Linked DNA regions of Homo sapiens: regions 1 and 2 are each linked to region 3. Evidence: chromatin contacts called from ENCODE Hi-C or POLR2A ChIA-PET data. All regions are on one chromosome and are shown on one strand. The core of a region is the stretch at or near the end of the contact, and the rest is flanking DNA. Distances in the headings are between cores, read along the strand shown.

Region 1 (2,982 bases), core at 13-2,512, 5.7 Mb before region 3:
GACAAAGAGGAAGAGGACATGGACTAGGCAGGGAAGCCAGGTCGAAGGAACCCCAATGCCTCCAAGGTTCCCACAGCTGGCCTTGGCCAAAATATCCGAAAATTCCCATGTAGAAACTGGCTTTTCCAGCCTGGGCAACATGGTGAAACCCCGACTCTACAAATAAATACAAAAACTAGACAGGTGTGGTGTCCGCGCCTGTGGTCCTCTGCCCACGCTCGTCCCAGCTACTGGGAAAGCTGAGGCGGGAGGATCACCTGAGCCCGGGAGGGTCGAGGCTGCAGTGAGCCGAGATTCCGCCGCGGCACCCCAGCCTGGGCGACAAAGCGAGAGCCTGTCCAAAAAAAAAAAAAAGAAAAAAAAAAAAAAAAAAACCTTTTAGGGCAAGTTAATCACCAAAGTGTTAGATACTTAATTTGGAGACCGCAAATCGGTCGGCAAAACGATGGGCTTTTCAAAATCATGCCGGGTGTAGCTGGGTAAGCATGAATTTGTTCACCAAGTCCCCGATTCCCAAGCTAAGGGACCCTTAAGTATGAAGCACATGGCTTTCGGGGAACCCAAAAGTAGGGAGCGCTCCCGAGCCAGCGGTGGGTCTGGAGAATCCCCGAGCGCGCAGGCCGCGGGACAGCCTCCCCAGTGCGCAGCAGCCTGAGGCTAACAGCCCCCAGAGGGCAGAGCCCCGCGATCCCGGCGCCGCTTGCGGCTGGATTCTTTGGCAGCGGGCGCGGCGCCAGTCAGGACGACGGCTCCGGAAGTCTCCCGGGCGCGTGAGACCCGGGCCGCTCTCCGTCCACGCACGACCCTCCCTCCAGGCGCGCCTCCCACCCCGGCCCCGCGTTCCGCTCAGCCCGGGTGACCAACTACACCTCACTTCAAAGGCCCCCACGCCCGGGCGTGCCCTCCGCCCGCCCGCGGCAGGTGGGGGTGCAGGGCGGAGGGCGCGGGCGGCCCCAGAAGGCGCCCGGACCTTCCCGAGAATTCCGGGCCGCGCAGGCGCATTGAGGCCGGCGCGGGGGCGTGCGAGAGGCGCGCGGCGGCGATTGAGGGAAGGTTGCCCGGGCCGGGCCACGAGCAGGGCCTGCGCGCGCCCGCAGGAAGGCGCGGGGGCGGGGTGCCGCGGCAACGGCGCATGCGTAGGCGCGCGGCCGCGGCGGCGGCTGGGGAGGGTTCTTCCGGAAGGTTCGGGAGGCTTCTGGAAAAAGCGCCGCGCGCTGGGCGGGCCCGTCGCTATATAAGGCAGGCGCGGGGGTGGCGCGTCAGTTGCTTCAGCGTCCCGGTGTGGCTGTGCCGTTGGTCCTGTGCGGTCACTTAGCCAAGGTGACGGGTGGTTGTGGGGGCCTGTGGAGGTGGACTGGGGACCGGGACTGGGGGCGGCTGGCGCGGGGCGGAGGCTGTGGGGGCCGGACCAGATCCCTGAAGCAGCCAGGGCCGCGCTCCCGGGCGGCCGCGCTTTCTATTCCGGAGGCCTCGGGACCGCTGCGGTTTCCGCACCCCGCTTCAGGAATGGGCCGGGCGGCCGCGGGCTCCCCGAGGCTCTGCAGCAGCGCCAGAGCTGGCGCCGCACGCGAACAGAGCGGCCCCGCCGCGGGGGTCCCCCGCCCGGCCCCGCTGGGGGCGCAGGCGGAGGAGGCCGCCGTGGCGGAGCCGCAGCCCGCGCGGGAGGGCACCCGGGGTGTTCGTTGGGGACCGCGGCGGGGGACTGGGCCCGGGCCTGCGGCGGCCTCCCGGAAGCGCGCACACGCTCGTGGTAGTTGCCGCGCTCCGAAATGAGGTCATCCTTTGTCAGCCGCCCTTCTATTTTCGGTTTACTTAAACTTCGCAAATCTCCAATTCGGCTTTAAAAATATTTGGAGAACGCGATGGAATTTCGTGTTGCCTCTGTAGACGTCCTGCAAGGTTTTAAACCGGCGCGGTGTCGTTCCAGATGCCTGAGGAAACCCAGACCCAAGACCAACCGATGGAGGAGGAGGAGGTTGAGACGTTCGCCTTTCAGGCAGAAATTGCCCAGTTGATGTCATTGATCATCAATACTTTCTACTCGAACAAAGAGATCTTTCTGAGAGAGCTCATTTCAAATTCATCAGATGTAAGTCACTTATTAACCCAGAATCGGATTTTGGTTTCAGTGTGAACTTCTTGGGGGTGCTGTATGCTTAAATTAATATTTTTTGTTAACAGGCATTGGACAAAATCCGGTATGAAAGCTTGACAGATCCCAGTAAATTAGACTCTGGGAAAGAGCTGCATATTAACCTTATACCGAACAAACAAGATCGAACTCTCACTATTGTGGATACTGGAATTGGAATGACCAAGGCTGACTTGATCAATAACCTTGGTACTATCGCCAAGTCTGGGACCAAAGCGTTCATGGAAGCTTTGCAGGCTGGTGCAGATATCTCTATGATTGGCCAGTTCGGTGTTGGTTTTTATTCTGCTTATTTGGTTGCTGAGAAAGTAACTGTGATCACCAAACATAACGATGATGAGCAGTACGCTTGGGAGTCCTCAGCAGGGGGATCATTCACAGTGAGGACAGACACAGGTAGGCACCTGAACATTCACTGGTTAAGTGAGCGGTGGAAGGGTGGGGTGCTGCAACCCTTGGACCCCTGGGGATGCGGTGAAGCTTACAGAATTTGTGTTTGCCCAACGATCAGGAACAAGCTAGAGCACTTAATTAGTGTAATGGCATGACTTGGTGGGCGGTTCTTTTGGGCGAGGCACCTTGCCCAAAAGGTTCTGCTGTGGTGGCCTTTGCATCTGTAGTAACGGCAAACCTTGCTTTATAGACACGTTATAAGGGTGTTAGGCATGGCGTTGAGCACTAAATTGAATGTATTAAGTCAATTTTTCTTTCTTCTCTTGCAGGTGAACCTATGGGTCGTGGAACAAAAGTTATCCTACACCTGAAAGAAGACCAAACTGAGTACTTGGAGGAACGAAGAATAAAGGAGATTGTGAAGAAACATTCTCAGT
Region 2 (2,959 bases), core at 213-2,712, 6.4 Mb after region 3:
CATGCTTACCCCCTGGAGTTCATTCATTCAATAACTTACTGGGCAGCTATTATGTACCAAAAACTGGGAATGAGGCGTTAACAATATAGTTTCTACCCTAGCAGAGCTAATTTCAGGGCAGAAGAGACAGACCCACACATAAAAATTTTAATAGCCAAGATGAGTTAGACATTCATTACATTTTATAAGTATGAGACAGAAAAATAGGGGTGACCTTTGGAATATACTTAAAAAGTAACATATAAATGAGACCCAGAGGGCCAAAAGGAACCTGCTGTCTAAATGATGGGGTGAAGAGCATTCCCAAGTAGAGGGAACCCAGCCGGCAGAGGTGGGAAAGAGGTCATAAGAAAGGACTTAGGCAAGGCAGGCAGTGGTCCGAAGCGGGTGAGGGGAGAAGACTTGTTAAAGAAATTGGATTTTATGCAATGATCAATGGGACCCCACTGAGGGCTTTAAGAAGGGGAGTCCGATTTACATTTATTTTTTTGAGACAGAGTCTCGCTCTGCCGCTCAGGCTGGAGCGCAATGGCGCAATCTCGGCTCACTCCAACCTCTCTGCCTCCCAGGTTCAAGCAATTCTCCTACCTTAGCCTCCCGAGGAGCTAGGATTACAGGCATCCACCATCACGCTCGGCTAATTTTTCTATTTTTGTAGAGACGGGGTTTCACCATGTTGCCCGGGCTGATCTCAAACTCCTAACCTCAAGTGATTCAGCCGCCTCGGCCTCCCAAAGTGCTAGGATGACAGGCGTGAGTCACCGCGCCCGGCCTTCGATTTGCCTTTTTAATACAGCTGTGTGCTCCAACTCTGCGGAGAATGGGTTGAAGACAAAGGAAGTGAGAGGGCTCTTGCTGAAGGCGTTGGGGACGGAGCAGATTCAGAACGTGAGGAAGTGACGGCAGCAGCTGCTAACCTTACTGCGTGCTCATTTGGGGCCGGCCAGGCACGATTCGAAGCGCCTCACCAAGTGTAAACTCGCTTCACCCTCAGGACAACTCTATACTACGTACCGTGACCGTCCTCCTATACTGGGAAACCGAGCACAGAAAGCTTAAGCGCCTGGCACGTGGTGGGCGCTTTCCTACTCACTTTCTGGGACCACGCACCTGTAAGCTTAGGTCTGGGAATAAAAACCCGAGCAGGGGCCCCTAGCGCCGCGCCCCGGCAGGACACAGGTCTCCGCAGCGCCCGTGCGCGCCCCCTGAGGCGCTGTGATCGGAGGAAACCGAGGCCCCGGGGCCGAGGCGACCCTGCCCCATCTTCCCGGCCGCGCCGCTTCCTCGCGGTCCGCCTCCAGCCCTGCCGGACCCCAGCAGCCCGCGCACCGCGACTCGGCCAGGAGCAGGATCCCGGGCCCGACCGCAGCCCGCGAGAGACCGCACCGAGTCCGCGCCCACTGCCGCCCAACACGTACCTGAGGCGCACAGAACCAACGCTTGCCTCGGATCCCGCCCCTTCGGCGGCCGCCGCGCATGCGCGCAGTTCAAACCCTGGCGGCAGCGGCTTGTGCCTCGAGGCCCGGCCCCTTCCCCTTCCGGAGAGCCCACCGCTGGGTCCTAAAGCCCGCCGGGTGTTTACCCAGGACGGGGCTGGGGAAACCTGGTCTCTCCTAGCTCTTGGCTTACTTCCTGGAGACTTCTTAAAACGAGAGGAGAACCAGAAAGGCGTCCCCTAACTTCGCTCTAGTTAACTAATAGCAAGACTCACCCTCTTTACAGGATTCTCATGGCTCAGGCTCCCAGGGCTCCATGCAGCGGCGTTTGGTTTAAAGTGGAGAGAGGATACGCTTAGGTTAAAGGCAGCTGCAAGGAGACCTGTGTCCTGGGAGGGGCTGGGTGCAGACTTTGAAATCTGCTGCAAAATAAAAAGTTAAATGAGTTCCCATTGGACTCAGAACCTCGAATGTCTGTTCCTTCTTCGCAACAGTTGCGTTCTCGTAAAATCTTCTGAGAAAAGGAACTCGCCCCACGTTCCTTGCCTTTAATAAGGATGTTTGCTGTGGGATTTGGGCTCGGTGCTGTTTATGGTATTTATTCTTGGAATCTCTTTCACACTAGGCATCTCTTCCAGAGGACTGAGTGAAATACATCTGTGTAAATATAACGGCTCGTTTCGTTCTTTCATTGAAGATCTACTTTGTGCCAGGCACAGTGCTAGGTGCTGGGATTATCTTGAGGACATAACAGATGTAGTAGCTGCCCTAGGAGCTCGATCCCAATGACTTGCTGATCTGAACGAGAATCCTGGACTTGGCTCTTTTCGTTTGGTTCTTCTTGTTTGTTCACAGTCTTTTTGTCTCCTATAACGTTTAGCATAGTGTCATAGATCTAAATGATTAAAAGTAACCTATTGCAAGATGGAGGGAGAGAATGAAATAAATCATGAACCAGGCATTGAACCAGCACCTAGAAGCGCTTGGATTTCCAGCCGCGCTCAACGAGTTAAGGGACAGTCAGGGGGTGGAGCCAAGTGCTGGGGGCAGGCCTGGGCGCCTCACTGCCAGGGCGGCTCCAAGGAAACGTAATTAAACAAAGACTCTGGCCAATAGCCCTGCGGGATTAACGCGAGTGGCTGGCAGGTTGTCCAATGGGAGGAGACGTCGGAGTTGCGCGGTGAAGTTCGGCTTCCTGAGCCGCGGTGGGCGTGGCCGCGGTAGGCTGCCAGCCAGGCTGGGAAAGCGGTGGTAGCTGGTTGGGTTGCTGGGGCTCGGTTGTTGTAGTCGCGATGTTCTTCTCCGAGGCCAGAGCCAGGTCGCGGACGTGGGAAGCCAGTCCCTCGGAACACAGGAAGTGGGTGGAAGTAGGTTTCCGGAGGGCGACTGAGCCTCGGACTTCAGCTTGGCCTGGGCCTCTCGCTTCCTCTCCCGTGTCTGGGTCTCACTCTGCCGGGTGTGCAGATAAGACCTGGGCTGCCTGTCCAAAGGGTCGTGGTTAATGACTGATCCTGGAGCTGCAG
Region 3 (3,066 bases), core at 334-2,833:
AGAGATTTATCTGTTCACTGCTGTAATCCCAGTACCTAGAACAGTGCTTGGCACACAGAAGGCAATCAATAAATATTTACTGAATAAATGAACAAACTTCCACTTTATTGAGAGAAAGGGTCTTGCTCTGTGGTTCAGGCTGGAGTGCAGTGGCATGATCATAGCTCGTACGATCCTTTCTGATATTTGAAATTGCAGGCACTCTATGGATAGCGTCAATGCAATTATGCAGCCTCAAAGTCCTGGGCTCAAGCGATCCTTCCGCCTCAGCCTCCACAAGCAGGTACCACCATGCTTCCGTTTTAGAACATAAACTCCTTGAAGGTTCGGCCTGATTCTTGACACTGTTCACATGATCAACTGTGGTGACTTTCATTTAATGGACCTTAACAAATATTTCTGAATGAAGAGCAAGGGAATCTAAGTTACTGAGAATACTTGAGATGAGTCTACAAAGAATGAGGGAAATCAACAATCCAAGCAACTGCATACAAAGTACCCTGGTTCTAAAACGAAAAGGTGGTTGTGGAAAGGGGAACCAGATGTTTCTCCATCTACCAATATTTTGGGCTGTATTTCCAAGGCATTCATGAAAGTTGCCGAGACAGTAAACATTTCACTCCTTAAACTGGTCGTCTTAATTCACTGTGATTAAACAGCTGTATGTTTCAGGACTCTGTTCAGGTTCGTGCCCTACTCATATCATTTAATCTTCCCAACAAATCCATGCACATAAGATTTTAATCCGCTCACACTCGGCAAAGGAGGCAACGTGGGCTCGGGGAGGGCAGTGGCCGCTCAAAGTGGCTGGGCGGCTAATAGGTGTCAGTGCCGGGATTCTAACGAAGGACATCTGGCTTCTGGGCCATAGAACACCCGCACCCAGGCCTTTCGAGGTTGACTTAACTTAACAGCCGGCTCCGCCTCTGCAGGAGTTACCTCCCAAAAGGCAGAAATACGATTGCGCAGACTGCCAGAACAGCCCAAGTTCTTCACCCAGGTTCCGGCGGGGTCAGGAGCCTTTAGCATTTCTCAAGGAATGCAGTTTTGCCCACAGATGCTTCGAAAACCCAAGTTTCCTGATCGTTGCTATGACACACCCAGGATTAAGCGAGCGTATGCGAGAAGCGCTCTGCAAACCGCCAGGCAAACGGCAACGAAGAAGCTGCCTCAGAAACAATACCTGAATGAGGCGGGGGCCGAAGAACTTGCTGACAATGGGCACCGGTCAATGCTCGGGTGCGGGCGGGGATGCTCGAGAAGGGCTCCAGTCCTCCCAGCGGAGACGGCGGAGCCCCAAGTGTGCGTTTCCGGGGCGCCGAGGTCTGAGGGGAGCCGGGAGAGCCAGGCCGGCCAGACCGGCCCCCAGACCCCTCTTAACACGGGCGCGGGGCCCCTGCAGCCTGCCGCCCCTCTCGGCCCAGCCAGCTGCATGGCGTCGCGTCCCCATCCGGAAGGCCTGACGGCCCGCCGGCGCCCCGAGCCCCTAGCCCTTCTCGGGGGCCGCCCCTCGCCCGCAGCCACCCCGGCTGCCGCTCACCTGCGCGCCCGGCGTCCTCTTCTTCCTTCCTCCGGAGGCGACTGGAGCCGACCGGCGGTGCCGCCCCCTCCCTCCCCGCCTTCTTCCGCCCCGCCCCCTCGGAGCCGGAACTGCTCCAGCCCCCGCCCTTCTGCCCGCCTTCCGCGGCCCCAGTGTGGCGTCACTTCCGCCAGCGCCCGGCGGCGCGCCGGGAGTCTGGGTCTCGTGAACGCGCCAGGAGCGTCCCTACAGCCGGGAACGCGCCTCGCGGATGACAACAAATTCGTCGCGCGGCGGCAGTGGCGGTGGCTGCCTCAGCCCCTGCCGCCTCCTCTCGCGCTCTCTTGCACTCTCTCCGAGCCGGTTGGGACCCTCCTCGGAAGTCCCCTGGCCTGGGGCCAGGAGGACCCCTCTGCGTCTTGCCTCCGCCAGGCCCAGCGCGAGCGGTGCGGCGCCGGCGATGGGGTCTCCCTGAGGGACTCCCGGCACCAAATAGGGATGGAGGGGCCGCCCCAGGCTTAGGCCCCGCCGCGGCCTGGAGCCGGAGTCGCTACCCCGAGGCCGGAGCCGTCGCAACCCGCAGCCGCAGTCAGCCCAGCTGCCAGCAGTCACTATGCCTTGGCCGTTTTCGGAGTCCATCAAGAAGAGGGCCTGCCGGTACCTCCTGCAGAGGTACCTGGGCCACTTTCTGCAGGAGAAGCTGAGCCTGGAGCAGCTCAGCCTGGACCTGTACCAAGGCACCGGGTCCCTCGCCCAGGTCCCCTTGGACAAATGGGTAAGAGCTGCCGGCGGCGAGCCGGGCGGGGCTCGCTCCCCTCTTTAGGGCGCTTTGAACCAGTGCCATCCAAGATTGGTGACAGTCAGTCCCTCCTTGGGAATTGTTTGGACCCGAGTGTGACACGGCTCAGAGAAATGTGTTAGAGTGTTGTTTAATCTGTTTCTAACAAGTTTGCTCTCCTAAATCACGTGTTCCGGAAACTTTAACAGATGTAATGGAATCTACACTGTGGGAATAATTGAGTCAGTGCTTCGGGGGTCTGTGAAGCAGGCTCAATAGGTCCGTGGGAGGAGGTGACCAGAACTGTCCCTCGGGATGTGAGGGGCCGCAGGGTTTTGTGGCAAACAAACCCTGCCTTGTGGGATGACATTCTGGAAGGATTAAGGATGAAGAGGACCTTTGGATGTCAGAATCCCTAGTTATTTGTTTTGGGTTGGCTGCTTGCGCACCATGTTTGCCTTGTTTGTCATCGTGCAGCGTTTGCCATCTGGAAGAAAGTTAGGTGAAGGCCTCTTGTGCCGGTTTGCCTGCTTTTGCTTGATTATATGTTTACAAGATAGGTTTGTGTATCCAGCCTGTGAATGGTCGTCTGGCCCTAGTAGTGCTGTTGAGTTATGCCTCTTTGCTCCACGTGACAGATCGTAAAAGCAGGTGTTGCAAAAGCGCTGAAGTTGCAATTTTCAGACATTTTAAAACCTGCCTTCTACTTGTCATCTAGAGGCTGTGAATTCACTCATTGCTATACAGGTGCTTCATCTGAATTTCGACT

Evidence for each region. A loop is a pair of places that touch in the nucleus more often than their neighbours do. ChIA-PET counts read pairs that join two places held with the same protein, here RNA polymerase II (POLR2A). Pooled maps may share reads with other maps.
Region 1: a map of B cell shows a loop between it and region 3 (14-fold over the local background). The contact joins the promoter of HSP90AA1 here to the promoter of GSKIP in region 3. A Hi-C loop is called at or near these places in 4 of 168 maps with a recorded cell type or tissue (B cell, CD4-positive, alpha-beta memory T cell, ascending aorta and 1 more) and 8 of 50 pooled maps.
Region 2: a loop to region 3 is called in a pooled map, with 26 times the contacts of the local background. The contact joins the promoter of TDP1 here to the promoter of GSKIP in region 3. A Hi-C loop is called at or near these places in 1 of 37 single-sample maps with no recorded cell type and 8 of 50 pooled maps. POLR2A ChIA-PET finds 5 or more read pairs at or near these places in 1 of 52 experiments (H1).

What each region holds. Positions count from the first base shown.
Region 1 is chr14:102,085,324-102,088,305 of GRCh38, reverse strand. It overlaps HSP90AA1 (heat shock protein 90 alpha family class A member 1), which reads left to right and starts at 1,262. Exons shown (of 11, transcript NM_005348.4): 1 at 1,262-1,320; 2 at 1,928-2,089; 3 at 2,182-2,548; 4 at 2,875-2,982. The coding sequence starts at 1,928. RefSeq lists silencers at 705-754, 815-1,344, 1,385-1,674.
Region 2 is chr14:89,954,430-89,957,388 of GRCh38, reverse strand. TDP1 (tyrosyl-DNA phosphodiesterase 1) reads right to left here and starts at 1,462. Exons shown (of 17, transcript NM_018319.4): 1 at 1,419-1,462; 2 at 589-811. It overlaps EFCAB11 (EF-hand calcium binding domain 11), which reads left to right and starts at 2,659. Exons shown (of 6, transcript NM_145231.4): 1 at 2,659-2,803. The coding sequence starts at 2,729. RefSeq lists a silencer at 1,135-1,364 and an enhancer at 2,430-2,930.
Region 3 is chr14:96,362,043-96,365,108 of GRCh38, reverse strand. It overlaps GSKIP (GSK3B interacting protein), which reads right to left and starts at 1,583. Exons shown (of 4, transcript NM_016472.5): 1 at 1,541-1,583. ATG2B (autophagy related 2B) reads left to right here and starts at 1,768. Exons shown (of 42, transcript NM_018036.7): 1 at 1,768-2,294. The coding sequence starts at 2,133. RefSeq lists a silencer at 1,311-1,660 and enhancers at 862-1,682, 1,603-1,897.